Regions from separate parts of the Homo sapiens genome. Here region 1 is linked to region 2. A link is a loop called in an ENCODE intact Hi-C map of the cell type or tissue named here. Cell type or tissue: CD4-positive, alpha-beta T cell. All regions are shown on one strand.

What was found. Hi-C counts contacts between places; a loop is a spot of excess contacts. Peaks named below come from ENCODE experiments on the same cell type or tissue, not always from the same donor. Only the 100,000 strongest peaks of a DNase experiment are listed, where the experiment ranks them.
Region 1: a loop joins it to region 2, with 24 times the contacts of the local background. A loop is called at or near these places in 9 of 110 quality-filtered maps.

What each region holds. Positions count from the first base shown.
Region 1 is chr16:12,065,055-12,070,054 of GRCh38, reverse strand. SNX29 (sorting nexin 29) reads right to left here. Exons shown (of 21, transcript NM_032167.5): 10 at 923-998. Among named protein-coding and RNA genes, the nearest start is that of SNX29, 91 kb to the right of the region's middle. RefSeq lists an enhancer at 1,895-1,994 and a silencer at 1,889-2,183. In CD4-positive, alpha-beta T cell, CTCF peaks have their summits at 1,793 and 1,994 (motif pointing right); a DNase peak (open chromatin) is centred at 2,004.
Region 2 is chr16:10,961,207-10,966,206 of GRCh38, reverse strand. It overlaps CLEC16A (C-type lectin domain containing 16A), which reads right to left. Exons shown (of 24, transcript NM_015226.3): 3 at 3,619-3,752. Among named protein-coding and RNA genes, the nearest start is that of CLEC16A, 19 kb to the right of the region's middle. RefSeq lists an enhancer at 611-690. In CD4-positive, alpha-beta T cell, CTCF peaks have their summits at 1,823 and 2,024 (motif pointing left); DNase peaks (open chromatin) are centred at 536, 1,196 and 1,986; H3K4me3 peaks cover 355 bases.

The sequences.
Region 1 (5,000 bases), 1.1 Mb before region 2:
TCTAAATGGCTTAAATATACAACACTAGGATGGTCAAATCTTGTTATCAAATATCAACAAATATTTAAATTAAGAAAATAACAGGCCGGGCACGGTGGCCTGTAATCCCAGCACTTTGGGAGGCCGAGGCGGGCGGATCACGAGGTCAGGAGATCGAGACCACGGTGAAACCCCATCTCTACTGAAAATACAAAAAGTTAGCCGGGCGCAGTGGCGGGCGCCTGTAGTCCCAGCTACTCAGGAGGCTGAGGCAGGAGAATGGCGTGAACACAGCAGGCAGAGCTTGCGGTGAGCCGAGATTGCGCCACCGCACTCCAGCCTGGGCAACACAGCGAGACTGTCTCAAAAAGAAAAAAAGAAAATAACAATAGAGGAGGCACCCAGATATGCCCCAAAAGGTGTTGACATTCGTCATCTACCATCTCTTATACAGTCTCTCTGAGGCAGTAATGATCTAAGACCCTTGGCAACTGCATCTTCTGTGATGTAAAGACTAAATCTGCTCACATCAGTAATCCCAGCACTTTGGGAGGCCGAGGTGGGCAGATCACCTGAGGTCAGGAGTTGGAGACCAGCCTGGCCAACGTGGTGAAACCCTATCTCCACTAAAAATACAAAAAAATCAGCTAGGCATGGTGGTGTGTGCCTGTAATTCCAACTACTTGGGAGGCTCAGGCAAGAGAATCGCTTGATCTCGGGAGGCGGAGTTTGCAGTGAGCCGAGACTGCGCCACTGCACTCTAGCCTGGGCAACAGAACCGGGCTCCATCTCAAAAAAAAAGACTAAATCTGAACATAAATGTGAAGTAAACCCTTGCCCTTTAATCCTAGCAGGTGCACTCCTATCTTTAAAAAAGAATAAAATGCACAGCTGTGAATAGGATGTTTTAATGCCACAGGCAACTGGGTTTCTCAATATTAACCTGTACCGAAGTCCAGGATCTGGGAGAACGTGGTCCTCTGGTCCTGTCCCGTTCTCCAGGCTTCCGAGGGGGGCATCTGTGCAGAGAGAGCAATCACAGAAAGAGGTCACTTTTCTCACTACATGTTCTCCATAAGACAAAGACACAATGCAGACATTGGCTCATCTGCTACATCACTTGACTAAGAAATTTTTCTCCATCTCTCCTGCAAGCTGGATTTTAATCAGCTGTTTCCTGTTGTTCAGAGATAATCTCAGACTTGGCATCAGTCACTGTAGAAGCAGAAAGCCCTATACTTGGCCGGGCATGGCGGCTCACTCCTGTAATCCCAGCACTTTGGGAGGTGGATCACCTGAGGTCAGGAGTTCGAGACCGGCCTGGCCAACATGGTGAAACCCCATCTCTACTAAAAATACAAAAATTAGCTGGGCGTGTTGGTGCACGACTGTAATCCCAACTACTCGGGAGGCTGAGGCAGGAGAATCGCTTGAACCCTGGAGGTAGAGGTTGCAGTGAGCCGAGATCGTGCCATTGCACTCCAGCCTGGGCAACAAGAGCGAAGCTCCATTAAAAATTTTTTTTTAAAAGCCCTATACTTCCCCTTAACCTGTGACTTTTTTTTTTTTTTTTTTTTTGAGACAGGGTCTCACTGTGTCACCCAGGCTGAGATGGAGTGCAGTGGTGGTGTGTGATCACGGCTCACTGCAGCTTCAACCTCCCAGGCTCCAGTGGTCCTCCCACCTCAGCCTCTCAAGTACCTGGGAGGGACTACAGGTGTGTGCCACCATGCCGAGCTAATTTATTTTTTATTTTTTTTTGTAGAGATGGGGGTCCCACTATGTTGCCCAGGCTGGTCTCAAACTCCTGGGCTCAAGCAATCCTTCCGCCCTGGCCTCCCAAAGTGCTGGGATTACAGATGTGAGCAACTGTGCCTGGCCTGTGACATTTTCGACCTTGAGCCACCTGGAATTATGCATGAAGTCCATATTCAGAACCAGGGCCAGAAACCGGGTATAATGAATCAGCTTGCTGTTAAGACAAAACTGCTCCTGCTTGTAGTGCCTTGAATCAGACAGTAGAGGGCAGCATGGTCTAATTCCTGACAATGTCTGCGGCTTTCTAAAAAGGCCAATTTTCCCTGCATTAAGTGCATTTAGGAAAGGCATTCACAAGAGCTGGGGCCATAAGTAGTCTCTGGAACTAACGGGCTAGGGACCTGAACAATTTTCATAAATGCTCAAGTCTCCTTCCAGGAAAACATGCAAATCCATAAGCCTTGGGCTGCATGGTGACATTAAGGCCAGTATCACCCAGGAGAAACCTTGCTCACTCAAGAAACTTCTTGGGCCAGGCGCGGTGGCTCACGCCTGTAATCCCACCACTTTGGGAAGCCAAGGCAGGTGGATTACTTGAGGTCAGGAGTTCGAGACCAGCCTGGCTAACATGGCAAAACCCCGTCTCTACTAAAAATACAAAAATTAGCTGTGCGAGGTAGTGCACGCCTGTAATCCCAGCTACTTGGAAAACTGAGGTGGAAGAATTGCTTGAACCCAGAAGGTGGAGGTTGCAGTGAGCTGAGATTACGTCACTGCACTCCAGCCTGGGAGACAGAGTGAGACTCCGTCTCAAAAAGAGAAAAAGAAAAAGAAACTTATTAGTGAATGACCACTATGGAACCAGCCGTGCATCGGGGACAAGGAACATGGTGCTGGAGAGAGCACGCCTCGGTGCCTTCCTCATCCATCCTCCATGCCATTCCCTCCATCTTTGCTTGGCTTACTCAAGGTGCCCCAAGAACCCCCAGCTCTGTAGGGGCTGAACTTCAGGGAAACTTACCAGGAAAAAAAAAATTGTTTTAACCTTTTCTTCTACCTTGCTGTCTCCATCAAGTTATTTACTGACTCCAAATTCTCAAGAAGTTCAAGTCCACTTCCCCTCCCGCTTTTTTTAGAGGCAGGGTTTTCCTGTCACCCAGGCTGGAGAGCAGTGGCACGATTATAGCTCACTGCAGCCTCAAACTCCTGGACTCAAGAGAGCCTCCCACCTCAGCCTCCTGAGTAGCTAGGACTGCAGGCATGCACCCTCATGACTGGCCTGCTTATTTATTTATTTATTTATTTATTTATTTATTTATTTATTTATTTATTTATTTTAGAGACACGGTCTCACTATGTTGCCCAGACCAGTCTCAAACTCCTGGCCTCAAGCAATCCTCCTGCCTCAGACTCCCGAATGTTACATCTTAACGCATGTAAAACTCAATGAGAATGCTCAGTGAGGGTGGCATCAACTCACCCCATAACAGATCCTGGCTACCTCGGGCATTCATCCTCCCACCTGGTCAACTGGAATGGCCCAAGGAACCCCTCCCTCAGCCCCCACCCCACCATCCCCTCCTACTTGGCGCTCCCCTCTCTCAACCTTCCCAACACTAATCTCCGGCCCTCCTCCCCACCATCTTTTCTCTGATTCCTGAGTGAAGGTGGCCCTGAATCATGGCCCCAAGGCCCTCTGTCACCCTCGGCACATCTGGCAAGGTCTTGGCTACAGTTCTCACCTCCGTGAAGACGACAGTGCTCAAGCCCTCACCTCTAGCCCAGACCTGTCTTGAATCTCAGTCCCACATCTCTAACTGCCTTCTAGAAAACTCTACTGGGATACCCCGCTGTGCCTACCAACAGATCCTGACCCTCACAACCCCATCTTATGTCGCACTAGGCTGTAAGCTCACAAGAGCACGGCACCCACCCTCCATCCCATCACAGAGCCAGGGGGATCCAAGACTGCTCAGTGCCCCCAAAATGACCTCCTCCTCTTGGCTCACAAGTCGTGTCCACTGCCCCGTGGTCCAAAGGCTCCATACCATCTAAGAGGCCTTCTACAGCAGACGCCCCAGTTCCCTGTCATCCTTGCTAATCTAACTCATGCAGAGTCAGACTACATTCCCTGAAGCAAAGACAGGGACTCAACATGCAGAGTGGAAATCCACAGCTGGGGCAAAGGCATGGACCCACCCAGCCTTCAATGAGAGCGCTCAGTGAGGATACAATGTCCACACGGTCCCAGGTGATTGCCCACGGGCCCCTTCACGATGCACAACCGCGAATGGCTTGTACTTGTTGTGGGCCTGACGCTCTGGGGTGCACACAGCATAGACCGTCTCATCCTTAAGGCCCCCAAGACAGATACCATTATCTAATTTTACGGATGAGGAAATGGATCCCGAAAATTTAAGCAACTTGTTCAAGATCACAGAACTAACAAGTGCAAAGGTTTGAACCCTGGTCCGTCCAATGGCAGAGCTGAGCCTGTACCCACTTTAGCATACAGGCCTGCATCCAGTGATCCAGTGGGAAGACTGAATAAAGAAAACCAGGAACCCCAAACAGCACACAACCCGTATAAGCTGACTGGGAAGCACAACCAGGGCAGTGTCCGCCCAGCCACCGCAACACTGACAACCAAAACAGTAAAACTGCCCACTAAGAGCTAAGTGCTAAAACCAATCACATCAGATTATGGCAGAGCCACCACAGTCTGTCCTCAACCTCAACAAACAACTTCCAAGATCCAACGTGAGGACAAGGAGAAATAGAACTTTAGACTTGATGGGGAAACAAAGGGTTTGAGGACCCAAGGTTTCAAAGGAACCTAAGAAAGCCCTTGGAAATTGTGCATTTCCTAAAACCCAATACTAAACACAGGACCCTCAATGAAGGGATGAGCAGTCATATCACCTTGTACTGACAGGTGATTTTTCACCCGTTTACTATTCCCACTCAAAATAAACCTGGGTAGCTCTCCCTTCCTTGCAACTGGAAAGCAATGCTGGTGAATTTGCTTTGCTCAGGTATAGACACCACATACTCCCAGAGGAACCACGCATGGTCCCCAGTCCTCATTTGCTTGTCTGGGGTCTCCTCTTGCAACCTGGGGTGCTGTCCCCTTCTGTGAATGGCTCTGTCACCCAAGAAAAGCAACTCCAAAACTCCTCCCTAAACCACAGAGTTATCTCTTCCAAGATTCAAGAGAACTCCTTTCAGGGTTCCCCCTTCTTTGCTCCTTTCTCCCTCCCAAC
Region 2 (5,000 bases):
TTTTCTTTTTTGCTATATAGTAGTACATTCTCTGAATAGTCCACAGTTTATTTATCCACCTGGAGTCTAACATGGGTATCGTGTCACCCAGGTGATTCTGATACCCAGAGCACTTCTTTTTCTTTCTGTGTCATTCTGGCTCTTGCTGGGGGAGAAGTAGGGAGGGGTAATGGGCTGGCAGGATAAGGAGCTGTTGGGGTGTCTTACTGAGCCCTGCTGTGACTGGCTAGTGGCTTCCAGACCACCAGCAGCACAGACACCATACTGGGAGCTTCAGATGTGCAACTGTGAGTCTCTCAGCTGTACCCTGGAGCTGGAACAGCGACAGGCTCCCTCCACTCCCCAGCAGGGACTTTTCCAGGGCCTCCAAGAGATGACTCTGTGGGTGGTGGGGGGCCACCATAGGACAGTTGGAGGTGCCTCTATTATCAGGCTGGGATTTTTCTACTACCCCCTCACTGTGTGGCTGACTTTCTGTGGTATCCTTTTCTAATAAACCCGGGAGCCTGTACGTAATCTCAGTCTCTCGGGACTCTGTCACTTAGGTCACTAACCCCAACAGGCAACAGGTGCATTTGTGAAATGGTAGCTTGTAATAGTGAAAAGCTGGAAACCACCTAAATGCCCGTGGTCAGGTTAAATAGATTATAGCACAACAAGCTGCCACTCCTAAACCAAACCAGGCAGGGTTACAGAACGGGACAATGAGATCTAGGATACACTGGGAAGGTGGGAAAAAGAAAAGCAAACAGCAGAATGGCTGGTGCACAATGGATCGTTAGGGTTGAATTCTGCAGAAACTTGACTTTACATTTTTCTAACATTTGGCTTTTCGTTATTTAACAATGAGGACATTTTTTCTTCTGTGATTAGAAAACAAAAATAAAAGCAAAGGTCTTCTATCCTCCTCACCCCTTACAAATCCAAGTTCTGTAAACGTGCAATGATTTCTACCCTTTTTGCAGGGCTTATAAAAGCACTGTGGTGAAGGGGCTATAAAGCCAGGGGCATCTGCCTGGGTTTCCCACAGCAGGGCACCCTTTTCGGTGCCAGGACAAGAAAAGCCACGCATACTGCATGATCTCAATTACAGGGAGAATCTAAGACAGTCAAATTCATAGAAGCAGAGAGTCAAAGGGTGGTTACCAGGGACTGGGGAGGAGGGAAATGGGGAGACGCTGATCAAAGGGTACGACGCACGATGAGTAAGTTCCGGAGCTCTCATGTACAGCACAGTGACTACAGGTCATCCTACTGTGTTACAGACTTGAAATCTGCTAACAGATCTACTGCATATTTTCATCACCCAAGGTGCACACACAACCCCCACCCACACACACGCACAAAAGTGAGGTGATGGATATGTTAATTCACTTGATTGCCGTGATTATTTCACAATGTACACATTTTTTTGTGTATATGTATATATTAAATCAAGTTGTACACATTAAATATATACAATTTTTAAAAGCCACATAATTCAGAGAAACACTCTAAAAGCCGTAAGTTTTGATCGCCCCACCCCCATCTCAATCCAGTCACCCCGTGCCTAGCTGGACTTTGAGAGGCTTCCCAGGGCAGGGACACTGAGGGTGATGTTGCCTTAAAGGATAAAACCGACACCATGGCCATGTCCTATCTGCCAGACCCTGTGCCTCGCTCTGAACACCTGCTCTCACGCTCACGCCCAGCCACTCTATGCTGCAGCCACTGTGCTCTCCTCTTGACAGATGCACAAACAGCAGCTCGGAGCCTTCACTGTCCAGGCACGTGCAGGGAGCCAGTGTGGGGCAGAACTGGGCCTGGGACCTGGTTCAGTCTGAGTCAAGGGCCTGTGCCACTGAGCTGGATCTTCCCCTCAGAGCTTTTAGAAACCGCAGTCATTTCACATCCAGTGAAACAGGCGCTGGTAACAAGGGAAACCATTTAGGGAGACAGGAGTCGGCCCACATTTGTCAACTTGCGGTCACCGGGAAGCATAAGGCGTCTCTGAGGCAGCAGCACCACCTAGCGGCGGCTGCGAGAGCCATCACTCAGCAGCCCTTTCACCTCTCCCTCTTGGCCAGAGGAATGCCACCATCTCTACCTCTTTCTGCCCACTGCAGACTTTTTTCAGACCTGTCCTGGGGACTTAGAGCCTGCCTCTGATATAGACATTTGGCCACTTGTCCCCCACTTCTGGCGGGCAGGGCCCGGGCTTGGTGAAGTCACCTTGGAATAACAAAGCTAGCAGTCTAGCGTGGAGGATTAGGAACCAAACCAGGGTTTCTCAGCCTCGGCACTGGGGACAATTTGGGCTGGGTAATTCCCTGTTGTGGGGGGCCTGTCCTTAGCAGCACCCCTACCCTCTACCCACTAGATGTCAGCAGCACCCCCAAGAATGTTTTTAGATGATGCCAAATGTCCCCTCACTGAAGACCACTGAGCTAATCGCCTGGGATGAAACCCCTTCTCTATTCTGGCTTTGCTAGAGCTGGCGCCTGGGTGTTAAAATGAAAGCACTGATGGCACCTGCCTCTCAGGGGTGGTTATTACGGATGACGAAACTGAGGCTTAGTGAGGGCAGGTAAGAAGTTCGGAGTCACACACTCACTAGCTGGGTGGAGGGACTGAAGCAGGAGGGTTGGTACCAATGCACACACCCTTGCCTGCCCTCTGGCAGAGATCTTCCTTGTCTTACTTCTTCCAGTGCTTATTCCATTGGCTGATGATTCAGCGACCCCAACTCTTTAATAGCAAGTCATAAAGAAGAACTGCAAACACCCCCAGCATCATCAGCAGAGGGGAACCCTCTGATAGTACCCACCACACAGAAACAAACACAGGCTTAGGGACTGAACTATGTCTCCCTCAGGTTCCTACATTGAAGCTCTAACCCCCATTGTGGCTGTATTTGAAGACAGGGCCTTTGGCGAGGTAATTAAGGTTAATGAGGTCATAAGGGTGGGGGTTCTCATCCAATAGGACTGGCGTCCCCATAGAAGGAGGAAGAGACACCAGCTAGCACTCTCTCAATTTCTCTCCACTCACACACAGATGAAAGGCCATGCACAGCAAGAGGGTGGCCGTCTGCAAGCCAGGAAGAGAGCCCTCACTAGAAACCAACCCTGCTGGCAACTTGATCTTGAACTTTTTTTTTTGTTGTTGTTGGAGACAAGGTCTTGCTCTGTCACCCAGGCTGGAGTGCAGTGGCACAATCACGGCTCACTGCAACCTCGACTTCCTTGACAAACAATCTTCCTGCCTCAGCCTCCTGAGTAGCTGGGACTACATGTGCACACCACCACACCCAGCTAATTTTTGTGGTTTTTTGTAGAGACGGGGTTTCACCTTGTTGTCCAGGCTGTTCTCAAACTCCTGAGCTCAAGTGATCTGCCCACCTTGGCCTCCTAAGTGCTGGGGTTACAGGGATGAGATACCATGCCTGGCCAATCTTGGACTTCAATGCTCCAGAACAGTGAGAAAACAAATCTCTATTGTTTAACCCACTCAGTCTATGGTATTTTGTTAGGATAGCCTGAGCCGACGAATAGTAAGCGCAGACACAGAAAACCACGCCCAACTTCACCCTGCTACATGCACAGCAGCACAGAGGCAAATACCAAGGAATGTCCTTACAAAGTGAGGTCTCGTGACTGATGTTCTCAAAGAGGATGTTCAAGGTCTGCAGCAGCTGAACGCACACGTAACGGCCCGACTTTTGCCGCAAGATGTTCAAGAAGAAAACAAACATATTCTTCTCCAGGAAGAAGCTGGGGAGAGAATGGAAAAGCATCAGTGGCTTGCTTCCACATGTGGAAACAGAAATTATTATCTGGTTTCATTCACAACACAAGTATTAGATTCACCCCTCTCCCCCAAGGTATCTGCACAGGTCATGCCACCCATTGTCACCCGCCACAACTGGAATTCCCAGCAAAGGAATAAGATATAATTATGAGTATTAAATGAGTTTTAGATCTGGGCACAGTGGCTCATGCCTGCAATCCCAGTACTTTGGGAGGCTGAGGCAGGATGATCGCTTGAGGCCAGTTCAAGACCCAGCCTGGGCAAAATAACAAGACCCCTACCTCTACAGAGAAGAAAAAAAAAATTAGGCGGTGGTGCATGCCTGAAGTGCCAGCTACTCAGGAGGCTAAGGTGGGAGGACCGCTTGAGCCCAGGAGTTCAAGGCTGCAGTGAGATATGATCAGGCCACTGCACTCCAGCCTGGGTGACAGAGCCAAAAAAAAAAAAAAGAAAAAAAAGAAAAAAAAGTTCCCAAAAAGCTTTAGCCCTACGGTTTTCTTCCCCTTAACTGCCAGTTTAATCATGAGAAAAGTGAGACAAACCCATTTTGGGGGACATTCCACAGAAGACCTGGCCAGCATTTCTCAAAACTTTCAGGGTCGTAAAAACAACAGAAGACTAAAAAAGAGTCACGGAACAGAGGAGGCTGGGGAGATATGACAACCAAATGTACTGTGGCTCCCAAATTGTCAAGTTCTAGGGGAAAATAACTAGAAAGAAATACACAGGTACTGATGTGGTGGAGAAACCCTACTAACCCATCCCCAGGTCTGTTTCTGCCTTTCTCCTTGTGGATAGGATACTTGTCTGTACACAGCCTAGCGGCACTGGCTTCTGGGGGTACACGTTGGCTCTTTCAGTCTTGAAAAGGAAACAGACCATCCAGTGCCTTTCTCTAAAGGAAGAGAATGACGTTTCTAGTTATGTGTTCTCTGTACTCAAGCTAACACCAGATAATCTTGCATCTGGGACACTTGGAAGAAATGAGGTGTGCCTGCGGGCTGACTCAGTTGTGGGTGCCTCTCTGTCCTCGTCTGGCATCTCCACAGTGGTGAGGTCATGGGCCTGGAACTTACTCAGTGCTGCCTGATTCTGTCTGAATCCATGAACGGATAAATGAAAAAATTTAAATGGCCTAAAAAAGACCCTTACAATCTTCTCCAACTCGGAGGCCCATCTGCCTGTAAATGCCATTCATGTTGACCTCCAGA